2 separate regions of the Homo sapiens genome follow, and region 1 is linked to region 2. A link is a loop called in an ENCODE intact Hi-C map of the cell type or tissue named here. Cell type or tissue: OCI-LY7. All regions are shown on one strand.

Region 1 (8,000 bases), 67 kb before region 2:
AGTGGTGAAATCTGAGCTTTTAGTGCACCCATCACCCAAGTAGTCTACATTGTACCCAATACATAGCTTTTTATCCCTCCCCACCTCAGTCTCCAATGTGTCCGTTATACCACTCTGTATGCCTTTGTGTACCCCCCATAGCTTAGCTCTCACTTATAAGTGAGAACATACAGTATTTGGTTTTCCATTCTTAAGTTTCATCAGTTAGAATAAGTGACGTAACTTCCTTGCAATCCCTATCAAAATACCAACATCAATTCATCCAAGTTGCTTCATCCAGCTTCATCCAAGTTGCTGCAGAAAACATTTTGTTCTTTTTTATGGCTAAGTAGTATTCCATGGTGTATATGTAACCACATTTTCTTTTCCTTCTTTTTTGAGAAGGAGTCTTGTTCTGTCACCCAGGTTGGAGTGCAGTGGCGTGATCTTGGCCCCCTGCAACCTCCACCTCCTGGGTTCAAGCGATTCTCCTGCCGTAGCCTCCCAAGTAGCTGGGACTACAGGCATGCGCCACCACGCCTGGCTAATTTTTGTATTTTTAGTAGAGATGGGGTTTCACCATATTGGTGAGGCTGGTCTTGAACTCCTGACCTCGTGATCCGCCCACCTCGGCCTACCAAAGTGCTGGCATTATAGGCGTGAGCCACTGCACCCAGCCACCACATTTTCTTTATCTGCTCATTGGTTGATGGGCACTTAGGTTGGTTCTATATCTTTGCAATTGTGACTGTGCTGTGATAAACAAATGCGCGCACGTCTTTTTGATATAATGATTTATTTTCCTTTGGGTAGATACCTAGTAGTGGGATGGCTAGAAAGAATAGTAGATTTACTTTTCGTTCTTTGAGAAATCTCCATACTGTTTTCCATGGAGGTTGTGCTAACTGATCTTAGCACCAGCAGTCTAAAAGCATTCTTTTTTCATCACATTCAGGTCAATGTCTATTTTGACTTTTCAATAATGGCCATTCTGGCTGGGGTAAGGTAGTATCTCATTGTGGTTTTAATTTGCAGTTCCCCGATGACGAGTTATGTTAAACATTTTTTCATTTGCTGGTCATTTATATATATTTTGAGAAATGTCTATTCATGTCATGTGCCCACTTTTTTTTTTTTTTTTTTTTGAGTCTTGCTCTGTCACCTAGGCTGGAGCGCAGTGACATAACCTCAGCTCCCTGCAACCTCTGCCTCCCGGGTTCAAATGATTCTCCTGCCTCAGCCTCCCAAGTAGCTGGGATTACAGGCATGAGCCACCACACTAGGCTAATTTTTGTATTTTTAGTAGAGACGGGGTTTCACCATGTTGGCTAGGCTGGTCTCGAACTCCTGACCTCATGATCTGCCCACCTTGGCCTCCCAAAGTGCTGGGATTACAGATGTGAGCCATCGTGCCTGGCCATGTGCCCACTTTTTGATGAGGTTTTTTCTTTTCTTCTTGCTGATTTGAGTTTTTTGTAGATTCAGGATATTAGTCCTTTGTCAGATATGTAGTTTGCAAATATTTTCTCCCATTCTGTGGGTTGTCTGTTTACTCTGATGATTACTTCTTTTGCTATGCAGAAGCTTTTTAGTTTAATTAAGTCCTATTTATTTATTTTTGTTTTGTTGCATTTGCTTTTGGGGTCTTAGTCATAAATTCCTTGCCTAGGTCAATGTCCAGGGGAGTTTTTCCAAGGTTTTCTTCTAGAATTCTTATGGTTTCAGGTCTTAGATTTAAGTCTTTAATCCATCTTGAGTTGATGTATATGGTGAGTTTTGTAGATGGTGAGAGATAGGGATCCAGTTTCATTCTTCTACATGCAGCTCTTCAGTTTTCCCAGTACTATTTATTGAATAGGGTGTCATTTCCCCAATTTATGTTTTTGAGTGTTTTTTTTTTTTTTTTGAGATGGAGTTTCACTCTTGTTGCCCAGGCTGGAGTGCAATGGTGCAATCTCAGCTCACTGCAACCTCCTCCTCCCGGGTTCAAGCGATCCTTCTGCCTCAGCTTACCAAGTAGCTGGGATTACAGGCATGTACCACTACGCCCAGCTAATTTTGTATTTTTAGTAGAGACGAGGTTTCTCCATGTTGGTCAGGCTGGTCTCAAACACTGAACCTCAGGTGATCCGCTTGCCTTGGCCTCCCAAAGTGCTGGGATTACAGGCATGAGCCACTACGCCTGGCCTTGAGTGCTTTGTTGAAGATCAGTTAGTTGTACGTGTTTAGCTTTATTTCTGGGTTTTCTATTCTGTTCTGTTGGTCTATGTATCTACTTTTATATTAGTACCATGCTGTTTTGGTTACTATAGCCTTGTAGCATAATTTGAAGCTGGGTAGTGATGCCTACAGATTTTTTCTTCTTTTCTTTTTTTTTTTAGATGGAGTCTCTCTGTCACCCAGGCTGGAGTGCAGGGGGCATGATCTCAGCTCACTGCAACCTCTGCCCCCCAGGTTTAAGTGATTCTCCTGCCTTAGCCTCCCGATCAGCTGGGCTTATAGGCACACACCATCATGCCTGGCTAATTTTTGTATTTTTAGTAGAAATGGGGTTTTACCATGTTGGCCAGGCTGGTCTCGAACTGACCTCAGGTGTTCCACCCACCTCGGCCTTGCAAAGTGCTAGGATTACAGGCGTGAGCCACTGTGCCCAGCCTATTTGGCTCTTTTTTAGTTCCATGTAAATTTTAGGATTGTTTCTTCTAATTATGTGAAAAATGATGTTGGTATTTTGATAGGAATTGCATTGAATCTGTAGATTGCTTTGGGTAGTATGGTCATTTTCATTACATTGATTCTTCCAATCCATGAGCATGGGATGTATTTCCATTTGTTTGTGTCATCTATGATTTCTTTCGGCAGTGTTTTGTAGTTCTGTTTGTAGAGATCTTTCACCTTCCTGCTCAAGTATATTACTAGGTTTGGGGTAGCTATTTTCCTTTTTTTTTTTCCAGCTATTATAAAAGGGACTGAGTTCTTGATTTCATTCTCAGCTTAGTCCTTATTGATGTATAGCAGTGCTACTGGTTTGTAACCTGAGACTTTATTGAATTCATTGGTCAAATCTAGGAGTCTTTTGGAGGAGTCTCTAGGATTTTCTAGGTATATGATTGTATCATTGGCAGAGGTAGTTTGATTTCCTCTTTTCCCATTTGGATGCCCTTTATTTCTTTCTCTTTCCTGACTGCTCTGGCTAGGACTTCCAATACTTTGCTGAATAGAAGTGGTGAGAGTGGGCATCCTTGTCTTGTTCCAGCTCTTGGGGGAATGAATGCTTTCAACTCATCCCCATTCAGTATGATGTGGGCTATGGGTTTGTCATCTATCACTTTTATTATTTTGAGGTATGTTCCTTCTATGCCTAGTATATTGAGGAGAAGTATGTTTCTTTAAAAAAAATATTATTATGGGCTGAGAGTGGTGGCTCGTGCCTGTAATCCCAGTACTTTGGGAGGCTGAGGCAGGTGGATCACTTGAGCTCAGGAGTTCAAGACCAGCCTGGCAATATGGCAAAACCCCATCTCTACTAAAAATACAAAAATTAGCTGGGCATGGTGGTGGGCCTGTAGTCCCAGCCACATGGGAGGCTGAGGTGGGAGAATGGCTTGAGTCCAGGAGGCGGAGGCTGCAGTGAGCCACAACCTTGCCACTACACTCCAGCCTGGGTGACAGAGACAGACCTTATCTCAAAAAATAAATAATTACTATTATTATTTTTAAATAAAGGAATCCCCAAATGAAGTCGTGTAATATCAGGCCAGGCATGGTGGCTCACGCCTGTAATCCCAGCACTTTCGGAGGCCGAGGTAGGTGGATCACCTGAGGTCAGGAGTTCGAGACCATCCTGGCCAACACGACGAAACCCTGTCTCCACTAAAAATACAAAAAAAATTAGCTCGGTGTGGTGGCCTGTGCCTTTAGTCCCAGCTACTTGGGATGCTGAGGCAGGAGAATCACTTGAACCCGGGAGGCGGAGGCTGCAGTGAGCTGAGATCATACCACTGCACTCCAGCCTGGGCGACAGAGCAAGCCCCCATCTCAGAAAAAAAAAAAAAAAAAAAGAAAAGAAAAAAGAAATCGTGTAATATTGATGCAGAAGAGCAGTATGGCAGACTTTGGACTCTCCATTTGAAACTTTCAATTTCCTTTTCTGTAAAATGGGGCTGACATCACCTGCTTCCTGGGGAGCCCTGCAGATGGAGATCACGTGGTGGGCTGTCAAGTGTCTCAGAAATGTAATTTATGACCCGTCCTGCCTCTTGCTTTACTGGTTTCCCTTGAGTCTCTCCAGGTCCCTGCTCTAATCTCAGTTTCCCCACTTCTTCCAGGACCGGCAGAGAACAAATGCCAAGAACTGTTGTGCAAGTGTGACCAGGAGATTGCTAACTGCTTAGCCCAAACTGAGTACAACTTAAAGTACCTCTTCTACCCCCAGTTCCTATGTGAGCCGGACTCGCCCAAGTGTGACTGACTACCTTGACTTGAAATGCTCTTTTGCACAAGGAAATAAAGCGTCCTCTCAGTAATGAACAACAGCATTCAGTTATTTGCAGAAGGGAACCGAAGCCAAGTGATAAAGCCACAACCTTGTGTTTGCTTTCCCTCCCAATCCCAGAACTCAGGACTGGAGCCCATGTGGTTTGCAGTTAAAGGCCAAAAGTCCTGCACCTATTTTATAAAACTATGACTGTGTTTATCACTGTGTTGGGGTCGGTTCCATTTTTGAGGTTCCATCTTTATGAAAAGATAACCTGTCTTCTAACCTGCTTGGATGGCTGGTAGTCAAATGTGAACGAACACCTACCGTGTGCCTGGCCATGTTCTATGTTCTAGGCTGCAGCAATCAACAAGATGGCCATACAACACCCACCCGGTGAAGTTCAAGTCCAGTAGCTGTTAGCTTAAGAAAGAGTATTCCCTTATCCCACTACACCTTAAAATGTATTTGCTGTCCTGCAGCGTTGGCTCATTTCTGTAAGCCCAGCACAATGATTACAAAAGTGGTACATACTTGTTGCTTCTTAAAAAAATGAAAGTGCAGAGAAATATAGAGCAGAAAGAAAAATCACTCCAATTCCCACAATTCAGAATAATCTGTTAGGATCTATAGTTTTAAAAATGTAGTTCAAGGCCGGGTGCTGTGGCTCACGCTTGTAATCCTAGCACTTTGCGAGGCCAAGGCACGTGAATCACAAGGTCAGGAGTTCGAGACCAGCCTGACCAACATGGTGAAACCCCGTCTCTACTAAAAATACAAAAATTAGCCAGGCGTGGTGGCACGCGCCTGTAATCCCAGCTACTCAGGAGGCTGAGGCAGGACAATCACTTGAACCCAGGAGGTGGAGGTTGCAGTGAGCAGAGATTGTGCCACTGCACTCCAGCCTGGGCGACAGAACAAGACTCTATCTCAAAAAAAAAAAAAAAAAAAAAAAAAAAAGGGTAGTTCAGATTATACTGTATGATGTTTATAAACTTTTCTCCATGTCATAAAAAATCTTTGGAAACTTCATTTAAAATGTCTGTGTTAGGGTTGGATGAGGTGGCTCATGCCTATAATCTCAATACTTTGGGAGGCTAAGGAGGGAGGACTACATGAGGACATGAGTTCAAGACCAGCCTGGGCAACAGAGCAAGACTCTATCTGTATAAAACAAAAAAAATTAGTAAGGCATGGTGGCATGCACCTGTTGTCCCAGCTACTCGGGAGGCCGAAGAGGGAAGATAACTTGTGCCTAGGAGTTCAAAGTTGCAGTGAGCTATGATTACATCACTGTACTCCAGTCTGGGCAACAGAACAGGACCTTGACGCAAATAAATAAATAAATAAATATCTGTATTAGATACCATTTTATAGATTGACAGTTTTTGGATATTGGAGCTATTTTCTGTTTCCATTAGTTGCTTGATGAGGATGCTTGTAAATAAATCTTCACCACTCCCTTCCCCATAACCTATTCCTTAGCCCAGATTTGCAGAAATGGCATTTTTGGATCAAAGGATCTGAATATTTTTTGAGACAGGGTCTCCCGCTATCACCTAGGCTGGAGTGCAGTGGTGCAACCTCAGCTCATTGCAGCCTCGACCTCCTGGGCTCAGGCAAATCTCACTTCAGCCTCCCAGGTAGCTAGGACTACAGGTGCGTACACTCACATCTGGCTAGTTTTTTTATTTTTAGTAGAGATGAGGTTTCCACATGTTGTCTAGGTTGGTCTCGAACTCCTGGGCTCAAGTGATCTGCCCACTTCAGCCTCCCAAAGTGTTAGGATTACAGGTGCGAGCCACCACACCCAGCCGGGTCTGAGTATTTTATTTTTATTTTGCATTTTTCGGAGACAGAGTCTCACTGTGTCGCCCAGGCTGGAGTGCAGTGGGGCAATCTCGGCTCACTGCAACCTTTGCCTCCCGCGTTCAAGCGATTCTCCTGCCTCAGCCTTCCGAGTAGTTGGGATTACAGGTACTGCCACCACACCCAGCTAATTTTTTGTATTTTTTCCCCCTGAGATGGAGTCCTGCCCTGTCGCCCAGAGCTGGAGTGCAATGGTGTGATATCGGCTCACTGCAACCTCCACCTCCTGGGTTCAAGCAATTCTCCTTCCTCAGCCTCCCAAGTAGCTGGGATTACAGGCACACGCCACCACACCTGGCTAATTTTTGTATTTTTATTAGAGATGGGGTTTCACCATGTTGGCCAGGCTGGTCTCGAACTCCTGACCTTGTGATCCACCCTGCCTTGGCCTCCCAAAATGCTGGGATTACAGGTGTGAGCCACTGTGCCCTGCCAATTTTTTGTACTTTTAGTAGAGATGGGGTTTCACCATGTTGGTCAGGGTGGTCTTGAACTCCTGACCTCAGATAATCCACCCACCTCGGCCTCCCAAAGTGCTAGGATTACAGGCATGAGCCACTGCATCCAGCCTGGACTATTTTAAGACACCCCCTTTAGATGTACCCATCCTGCTATGATTGGTAAGAAGAGGTAGAGGCAGCCTGTGGCCCCTGATCTGAGTGTGCCCGTCCCTCCTGCTGGTGATAAGGAGTAAGGTCCTGCCCAGCCTGTTTGCTCTACGCCATGGCTTTGCCCCAGTCCCTGAGCAAATCTGGGTATTACTCATCTTTGAAGCAGGGTGTGGGAGCAGGTGGCGACAATGTGAGAGGCCATGGGGTGGAGGTGGATGGCCCAGGCCCAGCTCTGCCAAAGCCAGCCAGCGCCAACTTGGTGTTTTGCCAGCCATCCTCCATCTATTCACCTGTAAAGGATACTGGCAACCCCTGGGTGGCATGAGACCAGGGATATGCAAACACTGCCATGTGAGTGTCCATGGGAGGTCACAAGCATTAAATAGGTAAAGTCAAGCAACCCTGGGGCTTGATGTGCAAACACGAGCAGGAAAAAACCCATTTTCCCTTAGGGTGGCTCCTCGGCTCAGTATCTGCGTCAGGCTGGGGGATTTAAGCATGACTAGACTGACTAGATGACTTTTTTTTTTTTGAGACGGAATCTTGCTCAGTCACCCAGATGGAGTGCAGTGGCATGATCTTGGCTCAATGCAACTTCTGCCTCCTGGGTTCAAGTGATTCTCCTGCCTCAGCCTCCCAAGTAGCTGGGACTACAGGTGCGCACCACCGTGCCTGGCTAATTTTTGTATTTTCAGTAGAGACGGGGTTTCACCATGTTCGTCAGGCTGGTCTTGAACTCCTGACCTCAAGTGATCCATCCACCTTGGCCTCCCAAAGTGCCGGGATTACAGGCGCGAACCACCACGCTCGGCCCATGGCTAGAAGATTCTATCCGGCAATGCAGAAGTTTTGTGTTTTCTAGACAATTGCTTTTTCTCTACATATAGGTTTTATCTATATAGAAATCTTTATTTTTATTTCAAGTAATTTCTTCGAACTTCCAGATGCAACTTTTGAGTAAAATTTTCACTCAAAGATACAAAGGGTTAATGAATGGTTCATGGAGTCACAAGATAATATTTTGGATGTAGGCCTATTTCTGCAAGGCCTGTCTTCCAAGATGA
Region 2 (8,000 bases):
AGTGTTGAGATTACAGGCATGAGCCAGCATGCCTAGCCGGCATATTCAAATTAGTGTAACAGCAACAAATTGTAAATAGAGTTCCATGTATTGTACTTGGACTTGCTACATGTCACTAGGCAAGAGATTTCAGTACGTGGTCAGACCTGCGTGGATTTTTTATTTTATTTTATTTTTTTTAATAGAGACGGATCTCACTATGTTTCCCAGGCTGGTGTCAAACTCCTGAGCTCAAGGGATCTTCCTGCCTCAGCCTCCCAGAGCGCTGGGATTACAGGCGTGAGCCATTGTCCAGCCCCTTTTCTTGTTTTTTAAATGCTAATCAGCTGACTTCTAAAACTTGCATGGACTGAATACCTGACAGCCACTGTCCAATGTCCTTGAAGGCAGAGGAGTGGATCAGGCTTATCCAGCCTGTAGCATGTCCATGTTCTCTTTGCTTGCAGTAAAGGTGCCGACAAGCAGATGTGATTTTGGACAAGTGTCTGGTCTTGCTCAGCTTAGTTGTTGGTGTAACCATTTTACTGGGAAAGTCAAAAATTAAATCACTTGTATTGACGAGTCCTTGAGAAGTTGTCACTAATAAATAGCAGCAGTAACCCTCTTCCCCCCAAAATACGCCAAATAAAGCTTTTTTATTTTATGTTATTTATTTTTTGAGACAGGGTCTCGTTCTGTTGCCAAGGCTGGAGTGCAGTGATGCGATCACAGCTCACTGCAGCCTCAACTTCCTGGGCTCAGGTGATCCTCCCACCTCCGCTTCTGGAGTAGCTGGGACCACAGTTACACTGCACCACTCCCAGCTAATTTTTAAGATTTATTTTTTGTAGTGAGGGGCTCTCAGTATATTGCCCAGGCTGGTCGCGAACTCCTGGGCTCAAGTGATCCACCCAACGTCGACCTCCCAAAGTGCTGGGATTCTATGCCTAGGTCAAAATAAAGCATTTTTAAAAAAGTCTTTGAACTAAAATTTCTAGGGTAATTTGGTAGAATTACATTGTCACATGTTCTTATAGTTAGACTGTTTTTGGTTGTGATTATTTTCTTGGTTGATGACTTCATTCCTTAAAGGTACTGATGGTTATGGTCTATTCTTATTCCTCAGAGAGAAAATAGAGGATTTATTACAAAGTGAAGAAAACAAGAACTTGGATTTAGAGCCATGTACCGGGTTAGTTGTCCTGAACATTTCTGCATGTCCTTTTTTTGGAAAGGTAGATGGTTTGTGGCATTTGATGCATCTAGTCTTTTAAAAACAGCTTTATAAAGGGTCTTTTTATTATTGCTATGTTCTCAAGAATTAAACACTAACTTTAGCGTTACACAGTGGGGATGACTGTGTATACTGAGACACTGAATGAATGCTTTGTCCTGTACTTGGAGCGGAGAAAACTGTTGTGCAACCTTGACTTTCAGTTATGCCCAAGAGTGGCATAATTAATTTGGCCTTGAGGCGCGCTTAATACGTGAAGGCTTCAGAAGAAAGAATTCACTTTCAGGCTACTTCCACCCTTTTAATTTCTCTCTGTATTCAGAGAACATTAGCATTTCAAAGAGTCAGTAACGTGATTGTCTTTTTTTCCTTTTACTTTGTGAGGAGTTTCACAAAAGTATTTCAATGCATCTGTCTACTTTAAGCTCTCTTTATGCAGCTGCAGGAAGCAATATTTTGATTAGACGAGAACTTCTACCTCTTCAGTAAAAGCAGCATAATATTAAAGAAAATTTTAGAAGACAAGTGATGAGGAAATCCCCCCACCTCAAAAAACCTGCGTATTTTTGTTTGCAAATTACCTATCAGTTCTAATGAAGTCTCTTTTTAAAGCGAAATCCTTCTCAACAAATGCTTGATCAGTTTGGATTTACTTCTAATGAGCCAAAATCAATACCTTTTCTTTTGTTTTTATAGGTTCCAAAGAAAACTAATTTATCAGACTTTGAGCTGGAAGTAAGTATTTATATTGTATGCAGCAGCTCTGTGGGGGACCCAGGATTTAAAGACTAAATATAATCTCTTAGTTCTCATTTCCTTTTTGAAATTCTGCGGTTCTCAGTGATTTGACTACATGAAGTTCCCCCTACTTTCTTAAGTTGAATACTCACTTAATTTTCTTTTGTTATTGTTTTTTAACAGATGCTTTAAGGCTTCTTAAAATAATTATCACTTTGGTGCATCTGTTAAGCTATGGATTGGTAGTGTTTTTGTCCTTTGGGGTATACAATAAATATTTGGTTTTCAGACCTAGGAAATACTCAGATGAATGCTTTTGGTAAAGCAAGAGTTCTTAACTTAGGGTGAGACTATGGATGGGTTTCAGGAGGTCTGTGAATCCCCTGAAATAACATCCAGACTTTTGTGTGTGTATTTTTCCAAGGATGTTTCCCTTGGTTTCCTTGTGTTTGCAGGTGGGTCTTCAACTCAGAAATTGAACATTGACATAGACAGGTGGACATTTCCATTTGACTTTGGGGACCTTGTTCTTCTGTTGGAATCTACCAGTGACATGTATACTGGGAATATACTTTGAACACAACAGGAAAGGGCTGTTTAGTTTGCCCACACTCCTTTCCTGTCATGTCGTCCTTGCAGCCTACTCCACCTGCATTCCAGATCCCTCTCCTCCTTGGCTGATGCAAGCTGTTAATACCATGCAAAACTACAGCAGAGCTGGCCATCTAAAACCTCCTCTTTATATGCCCTGTGCAATCTAAAAAGACTCAGGCCGGGCGCGGTGGCTCACTCCTGTAATCCTGGTACTTTGGGAGGCCGAGGTGGGCAGATCACCTGAGGTCAGGAGTTCAAGACCAGCCTGGCCAACATGGTGAAACCCCGTCTCTACTACAAATACAAAATTTAGCCGGACATGGTGGCACATGCCTGTAATCCCAGCTACTTGGGAGGCAAAGGCAGGAGCATCTCTTGAACCCTGGAGGCAGAGGTGCAGTGAGCCAAGATTGCGGCTTGGCACTCCAGCCTGAGTGGCAGAGTGAGACTCCATCTCAAAAAAATAAATAAATAAATAAAATAAAAAGACTTTCACAATTTCAGTTAGGAAACATTTTTATATTTGGAAGCAAGATTTGACTCTGTGGTAATGAGTTGACTGTATTTTGAGATGTAGGACATTTTAGAAAGTGCCTAAGTCCTGGTCAGGCGCAGTGGCTCACACCTGTAATCCCAATACTTTGGGAGGCCCAGGCGGGAGGATCACGAGGTCAGGACATCGAGACCATCCTGGCTAACACGGTGAAACCCCGTTTCTACTAAAAATACAAAAAATTAGCTGGGTGTGGTGGCAGGTGCCTATAGTCCCAGCTACTTGGGAAGCTGAGGCAGGAGAATGGCGTGAACCAGGGAGGTGGAGCTTGCAGTGAGCCGAGATCGCGCCACTGCCCTCCAGCCTGGGCGACAGAGAGAGACTCTTGTCTCAAAAAAAAAAAAAAAAATAGAAAATACCTAAGTCCTAAAAAAAATTAATTTGAAGTCAAATCCACGTTTATGTGTTTAAGAGCAAGGGTAAGGAAACATTTAGCAGCTGAAACGTTATAAAATAAATGTGCTGTAAAGTCTCCATTGTAGTGATAATTATTTTGTAGTTAATAAAACTTACTTAATTAGTAGCTGGATAGTTGCTTATAAAATACTTTGGGATTTAGCTGTCATTGACTCATCTACTGATACTATGTTTTTCTTTTCTTTAGGTATCCGAAAGGCATTCATGTTGAGACTTTAGAAACTGAAAAGGTAACCCCAAGAATTATCTAGGGCTAACATTAAACACATCCATTGTTACACTGTTAGGGGTTTCTTTTTTTTTTCTTTTTTTTTTTCCCTCAGGGTCTTTCTCTGATTACCCAGGCTGGAGTGCAGTGGTTAGTCACGGCTCACTGCAGCCTTGACTTCCTGGGCTCAGGTGATCCTCCTACATCAGCCTCCCAAGCTGGGACTACAGGCTCGTGCCACCATGCTTGGCTAATTTTTTATATTTTTAGTAGAGACAGGGTTTCGCCCTGTTGCCCAGGCTAGTCTTGAACTCCTGGGCTCAAACAATTTGCCCGCCTCGGCCTCGCAGAGTGCTGGATTACAGGCCTGAGCTACCATGCTCAATCCTTAGTGTGCTGAAAGTCAGAATTTGTATCTTGTCTGTGCTTGTTATGAGCTAGGTAACCTAGGGTAAGTCATTTGATCTCTTTAAGCCTAATTTTCTTCTGTACATTGGGACTGAGCATGATAACGGTGATCTATACTTTCTCATAGCCTTTTTATGGTGATACCGTGGGTAAGTGGAAGTGATGCCTTGTAAACTTGAAAGTATACAAATATTAGTTTGTATTCTTACTATGGCAGAAAGCTATAATGGTACATGTGAAGAAATGGCTTCATGTTGCGTGGGCAGACAAAATTAAATTTTAGAATTTGGGTCGTAAGCACAGCTATTGTCCTGAGTACACAGGGTACACTGATAGAATTGTGATGGGAAGTGGGTGGCTAGTGGTGGGTTCCTTCTGCAGTTTTTCAATTTTATAATTTGTTGTTGCTGTTAAGTCAGGTATAAAATTAGAGATTAAATAAAGTAGAAAAATAATCTTGGTAGATAATTTATCTTTAGTGGACACAAAATATATGAGAAAGAAAGTACTAGTTATCTGACACTTTGGCAGAAAATCCAGAGTTTTTTCTTATGGTAATACAACATATATATGTAAGTTTTGTTAATGTTAATACAACATATACATTTTACTTTAAAACTCTTCAGAAGTCAATGTTCAAATGCAATATAACTTTTTTAGTATTTGTCATAGGAAATGTCTTATTCTCACAGTCTGTTGATATTTTTAACTGATGTCTGTTGGGTTGAATTAGTAAACCGTAGGAAAATGTCATGGAAACACAGAGACAAAATTTGGTTTGTAATGCATTAGCTCAACTTATGTTGGCATTTCAAAGTATTTTCTGTTGTATTTGGCTCATGAAAGACTACAGTGGCTGGGCATGGTGGCTCAGGCCTGTAATCCCAGCACTTTGGGAGGCTGAGATGAGCAGGTCATTTGAGCCCAGGAGTTTGAGACCAGCCTGGACAACATGGTGAAACTCCGTCTCTACTAAAAATATAAAAAGAAATTAGCCAGGCATAGTGGTACATGCCTGTAGTCCCAGCTACTCAGGAGGCTGAGGTGAGAGGATCATCTGAACCCAGAAATTTGAGGCTGCAGTGAGCTGTGATCATGCCACTGCACTCCAGCCTGAGCAATGGGAGTGATAACCTGTCACACATACAAAAAAAGTGTGCGGTTACAAAAATTACAACTTCTGGCTGGGTGTGGTGGCTCATGCCTGTAATCCCAGCACTTTGGGATGCCAAGGTGGGCAGATCACTTGAGGTCAGGAGTTTGAGACCAGCCTGGGCAACATGGTGAAACCCTGTCTCTACTACAAATACAAAAATTAGCTGGGCGTATTGGTGCGCACCTGTAATCTTGGCTACTCTGGAGGCTGAGGCAGGAGAATCACTTGAATCTGGGAGGCAGAGTTTGCAGTGAGCTGAGGTTGTGCCACTGCACTCCAGCTTGGGTGACAGAGTGAGACTGTCTCAAAAAAAAAATTCTAATGGCAGCAGAAATCTGAATTTTTTGGATTAAGTTGTCTCTAGAAAATTGTATATATCTGTGGCCAGGACCGTGGCTCACACCTGTAATCCCAGCACTTTGGGAGACTGAGGCGGGTGGATCACCTGAGGTGGGGAGTTTGAGACCAGCCTGACCAACATGGAGAAACTCCGTCTCTACTAAAAATACAAAAATTAGCCGGGTGTGGTGGCACAAGCCTGTAATCCCAGCTACTCGGGAGGCTAAGGTAAGATAATCGCTTGAACCCAGGAGGCGGAGTTTGCAGTGAGCTGAGATCATGCAATTGCACTCCAGCCTGAGCAACAAGAGCGAAACTCTGTCTCAAAAAAAAAGAAAAAGAAAAGAAAATTGTATATCTGCTTTATGTCTTTTAGAAGGAGCGATATATAGTTATCAGCAAAGTAGATGAAGAAGAACGCAAAAGAAGAGAGCAGCAGAAACATGCCAAAGAACAGGTAATTGGGCTATGTTAATTCTTGGGGGGTGAGAAATGGCAACATAAATATTGATTTATTCCTGTCTATTTCAGATCATATGTTGGATTCAATTTAATGAATAGTTTTCTTTCATAGAACAATGGAATTGGCAGAAAAACCTGGACTAGAATAAGGGGAAGTTAGATTTAAGCATGAGACGTAGCTAGCAAAGTGAGTCTGACGTCACTGATGACCAGTGTCTACTTAAACCAGTCCTGAAGAAAGTACTCTTGATTCTCATTTAGCTTGTGTCACTGAGTGTCACTATCCTTTAATACTGCAACGTCTAACTTCATGTATAGTTACTAGTTTTCCTTAAACCAAGTTCAGAGCACATGATCTGACAGATGAGGATGACATGCTTAGGTTGTACTGTTGGAACATCACCCTGCTTGCTGTGTGAAGAATGGTTTCGAGTGAGTAAGACTGGAGGCAGGAGACTAGTTAAGCTGTGGAGTAACCTAGCTAGGAGATGTTGGTGACCTGGCGTAGGATAGTGAGTAGCAGTGTAGATGGAATCTGGAGATACTTGGAAGGTAGAATCCATGGAATTTATGACTGAATGTGGGTGGTGGAGGAGGAAGGGGGAAGGAGGAAGATGCTCATGCCAGACATTTGCACAACGGGGTAGACTGCACTCCATTCACTTGGAGGGGTTGGCTGGAGTGACATCGGTTGGGGGAAAAGGTGGAGGAGAGAGGAGTGGGTTTGCATGTGGATGAATGTCATGCTCATATGTACATTAGGCAGGGTCACTCCTAATTGACTTAACCACAATGACCCACTTTGGGAGACAGCATATTACCTACACAGGGAAAGATTAGCAAGAGGTGCTGCCTGTGGTCCCTGTCCCACATACTAAAAAGGACAACGCAGAAACAAAAGGTGCCAGTTAGAGGCCAGGTGTGATGGCTCATGACTGTAATCGCAGCACTACTTTAGGAGGCTGAGGTGGGAGGATCACTTTGAGCTCAGTAGTTTGAGACCAGTCTGAGCAACATAGCGAAACCCCATCTCTACAAAAAATACAAAAAAAATTATCCAGGTGTGGTGACGTGCGCCTGTAGTCCTAGCTACTTGGGAGGCTGATGCTGGAGAATTGCTTGACCCCGGGAGGTGGAGGTTGCAGTTGCAGTGAGTTGAGATTATGCCACTGTACTCTAGCTTGGGTGACAGAGTGAGACCTTGTCTTAAAAAAAAAAGATACGAGATGATTGCAGCATGTGTTTTGTGATGTGGCTTCACTGAGGATGAGTTCTAGGCTGCAGCTCAGGGCTTTGATACTCTGCAGCTCTCTTCTGAGAGGGCGAGGCAGAGAGCCCCACACCTCCTCAGAACCCAGGAGGCAATGAGGAACTGTTTCATGACAGCCTCCCAGGAGTGACAGGGAAGGGGGTGGGAGCTGGCCTCATAGCAGCTCCTTAGAAGCCTCTGCCTCCCACCCTTCCCTCCTGATGTGTTGTGCCAAGACGCAGATGAGTCTGTGGCCAAGACGCAGATTAGCCTTTACCTGCATGGCCCGTTTTGATACATGCAAGGCCACCAGGGCACCATGGCATCCCCTAGAGTGGAAAAAGATGTTCCCCCAGAGTGGAAAAAGATGTTCCATTCTGGTTTTGACCTGATGAGGTTTCGAGTGTTTTTAGGACATGCAAGGGTGGATGTCCTCTTAGCAGGTTTGTCAGTGTTGAGCACAGGAGAGGGGTGAGGGCTAGGCATGATTGTCATTGGCAGAGAGACTGGGACTGGATCAGAGCAACTGCAGAGTACGTGAGGAATGAGAAGAGGACCTGGGGCTGAATCCTGAGGATCAACAGCATTTAAATGATAGGCAGAAGTCGACAAAATGTACCGGGAGATTATTGTGGTACACAGCCAAGGGAGGAGAGAAAAAGG

What was found. Peaks named below come from ENCODE experiments on the same cell type or tissue, not always from the same donor. Only the 100,000 strongest peaks of a DNase experiment are listed, where the experiment ranks them.
Region 1: it touches region 2 in a loop (6-fold over the local background); 3 of 110 quality-filtered maps call a loop at or near these places.

Annotation. Positions count from the first base shown.
Region 1 is chr16:14,669,057-14,677,056 of GRCh38, reverse strand. It overlaps BFAR (bifunctional apoptosis regulator), which reads right to left. Exons shown (of 8, transcript NM_016561.3): 8 at 7,821-8,000. It overlaps PLA2G10 (phospholipase A2 group X), which reads left to right. Exons shown (of 4, transcript NM_003561.3): 4 at 4,308-4,509. The coding sequence ends at 4,450. Among named protein-coding and RNA genes, the nearest start is that of PLA2G10, 21 kb to the left of the region's middle. In OCI-LY7, no CTCF peak of the experiment used is centred here; DNase peaks (open chromatin) are centred at 4,176 and 4,456; H3K4me3 peaks cover 1,201 bases; H3K27ac peaks cover 2,423 bases.
Region 2 is chr16:14,602,229-14,610,228 of GRCh38, reverse strand. It overlaps PARN (poly(A)-specific ribonuclease), which reads left to right. Exons shown (of 24, transcript NM_002582.4): 8 at 1,106-1,171; 9 at 1,910-1,948; 10 at 3,703-3,745; 11 at 6,003-6,083. Among named protein-coding and RNA genes, the nearest start is that of PARN, 24 kb to the left of the region's middle. In OCI-LY7, no CTCF peak of the experiment used is centred here; DNase peaks (open chromatin) are centred at 718, 1,578, 2,028, 3,928 and 1 weaker place; H3K4me3 peaks cover 4,618 bases; H3K27ac peaks cover 5,905 bases.